Regions from separate parts of the Homo sapiens genome. Here region 2 is linked to region 1. Evidence: chromatin contacts called from ENCODE Hi-C or POLR2A ChIA-PET data. All regions are on one chromosome and are shown on one strand. The core of a region is the stretch at or near the end of the contact, and the rest is flanking DNA. Distances in the headings are between cores, read along the strand shown. Region 1 overlaps PPARG (peroxisome proliferator activated receptor gamma). Region 2 overlaps PPARG (peroxisome proliferator activated receptor gamma).

Evidence for each region. A loop is a pair of places that touch in the nucleus more often than their neighbours do. ChIA-PET counts read pairs that join two places held with the same protein, here RNA polymerase II (POLR2A). Pooled maps may share reads with other maps.
Region 2: a map of PC-3 shows a loop between it and region 1 (6-fold over the local background). The contact joins two enhancer-like sites. A Hi-C loop is called at or near these places in 4 of 168 maps with a recorded cell type or tissue (IMR-90, PC-3 and heart right ventricle), 1 of 37 single-sample maps with no recorded cell type and 5 of 50 pooled maps. POLR2A ChIA-PET finds 5 or more read pairs at or near these places in 1 of 52 experiments (GM12878).

The regions. Positions count from the first base shown.
Region 1 is chr3:12,306,578-12,311,762 of GRCh38, reverse strand. All of the region lies in intron 1 of PPARG (peroxisome proliferator activated receptor gamma), which reads right to left. Among named protein-coding and RNA genes, the nearest start is that of PPARG, 20 kb to the right of the region's middle. RefSeq lists a silencer at 4,602-4,809. Within about 2 kb of position 3,147, at least 4 of the 41 ENCODE cell types and tissues checked have a DNase peak (open chromatin) inside an H3K27ac peak, as active enhancers do; they include PC-3, where a contact is called at or near this core.
Region 2 is chr3:12,369,055-12,374,754 of GRCh38, reverse strand. The region is part of intron 2 of PPARG (peroxisome proliferator activated receptor gamma); the gene reads right to left. Among named protein-coding and RNA genes, the nearest start is that of PPARG, 83 kb to the right of the region's middle. Within about 2 kb of position 3,006, at least 5 of the 41 ENCODE cell types and tissues checked have a DNase peak (open chromatin) inside an H3K27ac peak, as active enhancers do; they include PC-3, where a contact is called at or near this core.

The DNA.
Region 1 (5,185 bases), core at 1,898-4,397:
TAGGATTCACAACCTTATCTCTTATGAAAGGCTCAAGGATCCTAGAATAGCTGTATTTTCCATGAAGACAAAACAGCATCTAATGCCAAAAGCCTTATCATCAGGGCTTGAATAGCGCCAACATCGAGACCCGACATTCTACACAGTCTTACCTACATGAAACTCTACAGTATTTTCTCTTTTAAATCTGTACCTTTTAATTTATAATTTACAAAAGCTATTTTATTACTTAACACATGGCATAAATGTAGTAGACCATGAAGATAAAATGTTTTCCCATTTTGTTAACTGTAGCAGGAAATAATATAAACTATAGCCAACGTATTTTGCCTGTTTATTTATTTCTCTGGCATTGTTTAGTACTTCTATTTGAAAAATGAGAGAAAACCTTTTCACTTTGGAAGGCTGAGGCAGGCGGATTGCTTGAGCCCAGGAGTTGGAGACCAGCCTGAGCACCACAGCGAAATCCTGTCTCTACAAAAAACAGAAAAATTAGCTGGGCATGGTGGCATGTGCCTGTAGTCCCAGCTACTCAAGAGGCTGAGGCAGGAGGAACTCTTGAGTCCCAGAGTTCAAGGCTGCAGTGAGCTATGATCACACCACTGCACTCCAGCCTGGGCAACAGAGTGAGACCCTGTCTCAAAAATAAAAAAAAAATTTTAATACAGACTCAATATCAAAAACAAAGCAATAATTTTCTTTTCAGAATGGGACATGTTCTTCTTTAGAAAGAGCTAATGTGTCAGTGTGTAATGCCCACATGTTTTATGTTTTCTGGCTGTGACTGCTGACCAGTATCACAGCAATTTACATAAACACACTCTAATGTGTTAGCCAGAAATGAAAGGAGCACCCACAGCGAAACCGCTCATTACACACAACAGGCAAAACACATGAGAGATGAGAAACACTTTATCTATGACAGATTACCACTTGGGTTTTTTTTTTTTTTTTTTTTTTTTTTTTTTTTTACATTTAAGGCAACTATTAAAAAGGGCTCGGCCGGGCACGGTGGCTCACGCCTGTAATCCCAGCACTTTGGGAGGCCGAGGCGGGCGGATCACGAGGTCTGGAGATCGAGACCATCCCGGCTAAAATGGTGAAACCCCGTCTCTACTAAAAATACAAAAAATTAGCCGGGCGTAGTGGCGGGCGCCTGTAGTCCCAGCTACTTGGGAGGCTGAGGCAGGAGAATGGCGTGAACCCAGGAGGCGGAGCTTGCAGTGAGCCGAGATCCCGCCACTGCACTCCAGCCTGGGCGACAGAGCGAGACTCTGTCTCAAAAAAAAAAAAAAAAAAAAAAAGGGCTCAAATACGTGAAAACAAAGGTAAAAATTTTAATCTAAAAAACGGAACCAAATCTGTATGTAAAAATTAAAGGAGTTGATTCCAGGTTAAGATTAAGTTGTACCAGCTTTCCTTGATACTTGTGCCAATTTTCCTTTGAAATACATAGGTATTTCTTCAGAAGTAGATGGGCAAAAAGTAAAGATTTCTAGAAACTGGTATCTATTCTTAGTGTGTAGCCCCAAGTGTCGGATCAAACAGAACACTTGGCTGGTTCTTACTACTGTCAGAGTCAGGCAGATTTAGGTAACCTTTCCCCCAGACCCCCTCCTGCTACCAGTCCTCTTCCTTCTGAACCCATTCAGAACTGCACTGTATCTTAGAAGGAATCGTCCCCAGATGTGAAACACAGTAGGGCAGAGACAAGATCCATTCTGGGGGGAGTAGACACCAAGGATTGCCGTTCTTTCACCTCTGCCATCTGGTCATTTAACTCAAGATTAGTTTATATTCATTCGATTATAAACACCCTACCCATCATCCCTAGAAGCCAGAGAACTGGGCTGTGAAGACAGCAGACAATTGCCTCACACTTAAACACAGCCCACGTTAGACAGGGGCTGTTCATCTCTACTCACACAATGATTTTACATCTGGGATGGGATTTTTACCAGAACCTAAGTAAATAATAAGGCAGGCCAAGGGCAGTTTACTCAGACTAACTTGTCTGAAATGAAATAAATGGTGAAGTTGACTTAAGATACAGAAAAATAATTAACAATGGAAATAATTGAAAACTTATCAAAGAATTACTTCCTCCAAAAGCTATTAGTTTTATAGTTGATTTTTTAAAGCTTTCAAGGAAGAGATGATTTTCTTACTACATAAGCTGTTTCTCAGTAGGAAAAAATATAGTGACATAATTAACTTTTCTGGAGTGTCATAACACTGATATTAAAACCTGACAACAGAGAAAAATATCAGTCCCACTTATCAATATTGATTTTAAATAATAAATAAAATGTTAATTAACAAATTAAATCCTCTATTAAAATAATGAACCACCATAATCAAGTTACATTTATCTCAGAAAGGCAAAGAGGATTTAATATTTGAAAATCTATTAAAATGTGTCACAGCACTAGGTCAAAAAACCGTATGATTACTACAAAAACGACAAAAACAGTACTCAGTAAAATTCAACATCCATTCTTGACAAAATTTCTTTTAAAAAGCATGAAACTTTAAAAACAAGAATATTAATCTCAAACTTTACAATCAGTATCATCTTAATTGTGAAATACAAGAGCAGCATTTCCCAAAATGTATTCTATAGATAACTTGTTCCCTAAGATTTTCCAACAGAAAAGGTTCTACCATAAAATAAATTTGCATATGGTCTTCATTTTTGGAGATTAATAAAGTACATTAGCATAGTATGTACTCTGCAAACCTTGTAATTTAAAAAACAAAACCATCATCAACAATAACAATCTGCTTCTCGGTTTAATTCAATGGTTCTCAAACTTACTTGAACACATGTTTTTAATTTTTTATTATTTCACTCCTCAACCCACTTTACTGTGGTTTTTGTCACCTACCTTTCTACTGAAACTTAAGTATATGTCATCTCCTTCTTGCTAAATCCATTAGACTTTTCTTGACTTCAATTCTATTTTCTCAGTGGCATGCTGGTAAATATTTAACTGGCTCTCTTTGCAGAGAAAAATGCCCTGATTGGTAGTGTTTGCCAATTTTTGTGGTGTAAATACTCCCACCATGACTGATTTAAAAGCAGCACAAATATTACAGTGTATTTCCACTACTCAGATACCATGGGCATGAATCATCTCAGCAATGTAAAGTAATAAGGAAGTGGTATGCTTTGTGTATTTATTACTTTTATTTTTAATATAATTTGTTTAACTGTATTCAATTTAAGTTTTAATAATAGCATGCATAACGATTGGCTCAATAAAATTGTGAAAATTTAACAATGTGGCTCCAGCACACCACGGTCTCTGCCTCTGCAGCATTTGATATTTTGCCCATCCTCCACTATTGAATCTGTCTCTTTTCTTGGCTCCTTGAAATCAGTTTCTCCCTTTTTTTTTTTTTTTTTTTTTTTTTTTGAGACAGGGTCTTGCTCTGTCATCCAGGTTAGAGTACAGTGGTGTGATCATGGTTCACTGTAGCCTCAACCACCCAGGCTCAAGTGATGCTCTCACCTCGGCCTCCCAAGTAGCTGGGACTACATGTGTGCGCCATCACACCTGGCTAATTTTTCATTTTTTTGTAGAGGCGAGATCTCCTTATGTTGTCCATGCTGATCTCTAACCCGCCTTGGCCTCCCAAAGTGCTGGGATTACAGGTGTGAGTCACTGTGCACGGCCTCCTATTATCCTACCTTATGATGACTATTTTAGTCCCTTTTCCTGGTACCCCTGCTTTCTGAGCTTTTCTATTTTGTGTTCTCTAAGTTTCCTCTTGGCCTTCATCTCTTCTTTATATTCTTGCCCTCAGCACTGTGACTCATAACACATCTACTTGCTTACAGCTCCCAAATCTATCTCTAAACACAACTCCTCTCTTGAGAGTTCCAAGGAAGAACAATTCAACACCTAATTGGACAACTCCTCATTCTCTGCAAAATTAAAAGAAATTCCTTTCTTTACCGGGGTCTTTCAAAATACATTAAAGAAAATTCAGCTTATAACCACAAAGCAACCCTTCTCATATACTCCTTCCCTTCAATTTCCTCTTAATTCCCTTTAATTTTCCTTTAAGTGTTTTCACACACCATGCTCTCCAAAGTGTCTCCTTCACCAAAGGCTGTCCTACCTACACACAGTCTTTATTCCCAGCCCAGGAATTTCACGATCTCTCTCTCTTCCTCTCATTCCCAGCACTTTATGTCTATCAACCCAAATCTTCTGCTTTTCTTGACTAGTTCCTTTCTACTCATTCTCTAATTCTTTTTCATAAAAACATAGGACTGACCTTGTAAGATCAACTTTTTTAAGAGTAGGGGAAGGGATTATTGTACTGTCAAATTACAATTCTCTTTGGTGGGTTGGGAGAGGTGGAAGTATGTGAACACTCACAAATGACTAATTTTTGTCCTATGCAAGTAAATACACGGATCTGTCCCCTAACCCCACCATAGCTGACTGATTCAATTAGAGGCCAGACACAAGATGAGCCGTTTACATTCCTCTCCAGATTTTTTACAACACTGACAAAATTTGCTATATTCAATTGACCTCTGTATCCTGAGACAAAATAAAATGTCTTTATTTAGATTAAGAGGAATTTAAGAGAGACAAAAAAAAAAAAAGAATTTCCTAACAGCGGTTGATTTTTTTTTTTTTTTTTTTTGAGACGGAGTCTTGCACTGTCGCCCAGGCTGGAGTGCAGTGGCGCGATCTCGGCTCACTGCAATCTCTGCCTCCCGGGTTCACGCCATTCTCCTGCCTCAGCCTCCCTAATGGCTGGGACTACAGGCGCCCACCACCACGCCCGGCTAATTTTTTGTATTTTTAGTAGAGATGGGGTTACACCGTGTTAGCCAGGATGGTCTCGATCTCCTGACCTCGTGATCCACCAGCCTCGGCCTCCCAAAGTGCTGGGGGATTACAGGCGTGAGCCACCGCGCCCGGCCCAGCGGTTGATTTCTAAGTGATGATGAAGTTACTAAATATAAAGATTTGGTGATCTAATTTATCTTGTCATAAGCAACAACAGGTACTTTCAAGTTGCTTACTACTTACAAGACACATAAGCTGATTTGCAGTGAATTAACACAACTAAAAGTTTAAATTTAATCCACTGTTACATGTGAATATGGTTACACCTGTATAGGTCTAATTGTTAAATGTGGAATAGTGGTGGCGGTGGT
Region 2 (5,700 bases), core at 1,757-4,256, 63 kb before region 1:
TTCCCCTATTACTAACACCTTGCACAGTGTAGTATACCTGCTATAACTGATGAACCAATATTGACACATTATTACCACCTAAAGTCCATGATTTACATCAAGGTTTGCTCTTTCTGTTGCATAGTTCTACATTTTTGTTTTGTTTTGTTTTTGTTTTTGGTGGAGTCTCGCTCTGTCACCCAGGCTGGAATGCAGTGGCACGATCTTGGCTCACTGCAACCTCCACCTCCCAGGTTCATATGATTCTCCTGCCCCAGCCTCCTGAGTAGCTGGGATTACAGGCGTGTGCCACCATGCCCTGCTAATTTTTGTATTTTTAGTAGAGAAGGGGTTTCACTATGTTGGCCAGGCTGGTCTTGAACTCCTGACCTCAATGGATCTACCTGCCTCTGCCTCCCAAAGTGCTGGGATTACGGGTGTGAGCCACCATGCCCAGCCAAGTTCTATGGGTTTTGACAAAGACATAATATCATGCATTCATTAGAGGATCACACAGAATAGTTTCACTGCCCCAAACATACCCCATACTCCACCTATTCATTCCTCCCTTCCTCCACCCAAGAATGGTATGGTTTTGCTGTCCTCTACTAGTAAGGGCATACTGGTGGAAAAGCAGGAGAAACACTGGCCTTTTAGCTTGGCATTCAAGGCCCTCTATGTCTCAGCCCTAACTTACTTTTTCAGTCTTATTTCCACTGGTTATCCCAGACCTCGCTCCCATTCTTGGCATATCTGGTGGCTGGGCATATCATACTATCTGCCCAGGTTAAACATGCCCTGCCTCTTTTAGTCATACAGGTTACTGAGGCTGCTGTATCTTCTTCCTACTCCTCACCTCTTCATGCCACAAGCCTGTTTGTCTTTCAAAACCCAGTCCAAATGCTACTTTCTCTGTAAAACCATCTATGAATCCTCCAACTTAAAAACACTCCATTCTCTGTGTTCCCACAGCACTTTGTACCTCCTCCTTTAACTCAGATATAATTATCTGGATAACTATCTCCACCATTAGACTTCCAGTCTGGAGTAAAAGGACAGCATCTTATTATTCTATCTTCCCATGTGCATATTCTATGCACAGTTTTTTTTTTTAACCAAATTCTTGCCAATTGATGATCATATTTTATGCAGAAGAGTAGAGTAAATTTTCATTTTGCTACTAAAGATGGAAAAATAACAATACTTTCTCAATAGTTTAGTTTTGTTAAGACTTAAGTTCTCTCCAAAAAATGTTAATCTTCAACATTATCAATAAAATACAACTTAAGCCATAACCATTCCCCTTAACGATGTATATTCAGTTTTTTCTCTTTTGCTGATTACAAGAGGAAGGTTGTGGTCCTAGATGGTTTTCTTATTTTTCTAAGTTGAAAGGACAAAGTAAGAAAGAAAAACAGCTTGCCTCTTCATCTCTATGAAAACATTGCCCAAACACACTTTTCCCCTTCCCCCCTGCCCTTCTCCCTTCCCTTTTACTCTGGGACACCTTGACCTAAACAATATTATTCCATGGACCATAGTTACTGGGAGGCACAGTGGTTCCCTAGACATTTTATTTTATTTTGACTTAGAGATGGGTCCAGAAAGCCTGCTTCTAATTTTGTCTCTAGAAAACATAAGCTACTGTTTCTGCCAAGCTGTAAGTTGAGGAGGTGTTTTTTGTTACTCCGTGCAATTACCCATGAAAGAACAAATGAACAAAATATTTGCATGAACAACAGCCCTTCTCAGTAACAAGAACATGTCTTAACTCCCTAGCTGGTGACACTGAGTTGTGTTGCATCAGTGGTATATCCATTAATTTCACAACCTTTAGAGTGTTTCAAGCAGGCTAAAGTCTTTAGGCAGAACTTGTGAGCAAAGGACATGGATGTGTGCCATTATCTTAGACCTTCAAACTTGGCTTTAAATGCTATTATAGTCAATGCGCAGACTTTTCACAATACTCAAAGGATGAAGTAGTGCAACAAAAATACAACCAATTTCATGCAAAAATAAAGTAACTTCTTTAATCTGATAGGCATTATTATTTGGGAGTATGGAAGTGGGTTGGAAAAGATGCTAAATTGTAAAATTGAACACCAGAAATATATGCTTTACCTTTGGGGTTTTATGTTGTCCCTTACGAAAAGAAAAGAAAAGCTATGATTAGAATAGCTGGTAAAATGTTACATCTTCTTCATATTTACATTAGCTAATACTAACAGGACACTAAATCTGTGCAAAGTACTACGCCAAATATTGTGCCCGGATTGTGTCATTTAATCCTCACAACCAGCCCGAGGAAGTAGGTGCATTTATAATTTACTTTAAAGATGGGAAAACTGAGGCATGGACCTGGAAGTAAGTAACTTGCCTAAAAGTACGCAGTAACTAAGCAGTAGAACTGGCATTGAATCCAGATGGTCTGAAGCTCCATAGCCCACACTTGTGACTTTACACTGGATACTGGTTAGAAAAACATTATTTCTTCCTGATCTTCCAGTTCTATATTAAACAATTATTTAACAGTTCCAACAAATCTTCATGAATACCTATAATGTGCCAGGCAGGCAGGGGGGCAGGGGATGTACTATGAAGAGTAACTCTCAAATGAAAGCTTTATTGGAGAAATGTGTTCAGCTAGGCAACAAGAGTACGTGCCTGAAAAGCCTTTCATAGGTCCTTTGTAGTTTTGTTGGAAATGACCTTAAAAGACACTTAACCGCCGATTTTTCAATCCCTTCTCATTTGTTTCAGTTAATGTCATGGTACTCATAACTGTGGTTCCAACTTGTTTATCCAGCCCATCCTTACTGATTCATGCAGATCAAGATCACTCTGCAGTGTAAACTGACCTGGGAATTTACTAATTCCTCTCCCATCATGACAGCGACATCCAGAGACAAGAATCATCCTGAAACACTACAGCAGAAAAGGCTGTTTTGAGATCATCTGAGTTCTCATTTGACAGATAAAGAAAATGAGGCAAAGTGACCTGCTCAGGGTTTCCTGGTGAGCTAGAGGCTGACTGGACGGGAGCCCAGCTTGGCTCCTCTGAGCCTGGCATTCTCAGCGCTGTGTTATCAAGTTGTTACTACATGTAAATATGCTGAAAATGGGACTTTTAACCTTTGCCACTTTTCACAGATCCAGATTTATTTTTTGGGGGTCTTTAGTGAATGTATATGAATGTCATCAAATTTATGAGGGAAAAAGTCTCATGTAAGGAACCATTTCCTGGATGGCAAATTATCACAGAATAAAATGCGAAGAACTAAATCTGTAACAGAATTTGTTTCTAACAAAAGTCATGAACTCTGAATTAATCAAAAGGCGTAGGGAATAGTCTTGAATAGTCTAATAAAGTAAGCATTATCTTGGTTTGTTTTTACATAGTAAGTACAGATATACAAATGTTGTTTGCTTGCTTTGTGCCGTTTGCTGTTTTGAACATTAACGGTGAAGAAGGATGGGCACAGCTCCATGTCAGATGCCCGAGGTTCCAATCCAACCCTATTGCTGGAAGTTCGTATCTCTTCATATCTAATCTCCATCTGTAGAATATTAATATTGTCTCCCTCCTAGAGTTGTTGTGAGGATTAAATTAGATAATGTATGTAGAGCACTTACCATAGGGCTGGATACTTAATAAGTTCTCAATAAATATAATTAATATTAATAGTATAACAGTAATTTGTGTACACATTAGTCACCAGAGTACTACAGTCATATAAAAGGTGGGCTAAAAGCCTCCAACACTACCACTAGGGGACAGGAAGAGGAAGAACCGCCAGCAAAGCCCTATTGTTTAAACAGGACTACGCCTAAAACAGATGTCCTGTTTTAAAGGCCTCTGGAAAAGGAGAGTCCACAGCTCCTCTTGGTTACTCATTCCAATGCTTAATTGCTCTTTAGCAGCCAGGAAAGTCTATGTCTTATCTGGCATTTCCCCAACTGTGTTATACATATGTTAATAATGTTCCTTTAAAAATAATTAAAAACAAAACAAAAAAAATCTGGTGATCAAGTAAATTTAGGCAATGCTAGGTTAAGCAAGGTTAAATAGGTTTACTGTGAGACTTCTTAAACTAACAGGCTAATGTTCACGAGAATACACAAAAGAGAGAAAAAAGCACAGTGTGCAATATTTGAGGAGCTTAATATGTGATGGAATATGGTTTGAGAAATGATGATCTAACCTATGTTGAAGTTTGCGACTATCTCTTTTTTCCCATTTTTTAAACATATAGTTATCATCCTCTGCATATTTGCCTTTTATCACATGTACTTGAAACGTATTCCTGAGTTGTTCCTCAGTTTTTCTTTAACCTTAGAATGACTAAGATCAAGGATTTATAAAACAGTAACAAAACCCAAGAGAGAAAGGATTTCTTAAACCACACAGAAAGGAACACTGTCAAGATTAATACCCCTTCTATAGAGATGATCATAAGTACTTCCTGACAGGAAAAAAAAAAAGTACCATAGAAAGGATCAGGAATCAGAATGACACTGAACTTCTCAACAGTAACACTGGAAGCTAGAAAATCAATAGAACAATGTTGCCAAAATTCAAGAGAAAAAAAAATTTCCAACCTAGAATTTTAGACTCATCCAAATCGTCCATCAAGTATGAGAGTAAAGACATTTTCAGAATGATAAGGCATCCAGAAAAGTTACCTCCCACGTACTCTTTCCCAGAGTTCTCCACCAGAACCAAGAAGAGAAAAGATGGGACCAGGAAACAAAGGATCTGAAAGACAGGAGAGAGGTGGAAGGTAGTCCCAGGCTACAGATACAGAGCAGCCTAGAGAAAATGCAGGAGGAAGAAGGCCAGGTGGGATCACCTGAGAAACCAGAATGCCCGATATGTCTGACCACTTTCAGAGGAGTTTTTATTACTCTGTCAGAGAGTTTGAGGATGAATTAGTGATGAGTACATAGCAAGAAATGACAACAAAATGAGCAATGACTAAGTGACAAAAATTAACTCCAGAAAAGTAAATAGCTAAGCAGGAGAGGAAACAGAATCATAGCACACTGCTTGGCTCAACCTTAAGCAGCACTTTCAGTTACTACAATGTAAGCACAGACAACTGATTTAACCCCAAATTACAAGTAACTACATTGTGAAGATGGAGGGGAGGGAGAAGTATGTGTTTTGGAAAAGGGAATATGGTAGTAAAAGGACTAAATTATTATCTCCCACAGTAAGAAGTCAATGGATAAGAATACAATTTTAAAAATAATAGTATAAGTTATTATTATTATAATTATTTTTGAGACAAGGTCTCTCTCTGTGGCCCAGGCTGTCGTGCTGTAACGCAATCACAGCTCACTGTAGCCTCAAACTCCCGGGCTCGAGAAATCCTCCAACTTCAGCCTCCCAAGTAGCTGGGACCACAGGCATGCACCACCACTGCTGGCTAATTTTTGTATTTTCTGTACTGATGAGGTTTCACCATGTTGCCCAGGCTGATCTCAAACTCCTGGGCTCAAGCGATGTGCCCATCTTGACCTACCAAAGTGTTGGGATTACAGGCGTGAGTCACTATGCCTGGCCATTAATGTAAGTATGTTATTCTAGAGATAGGAAGGTAAATGCCAGAAGAAATATGTGAAAGAGGTAAAATCACTGCCTATGAGGAGCGGGATTTAGCTGTGGGAATGAGTATCTCTTCTTCACTGAAAGCTGTAGCTGTGTACGAGTGTTATTTA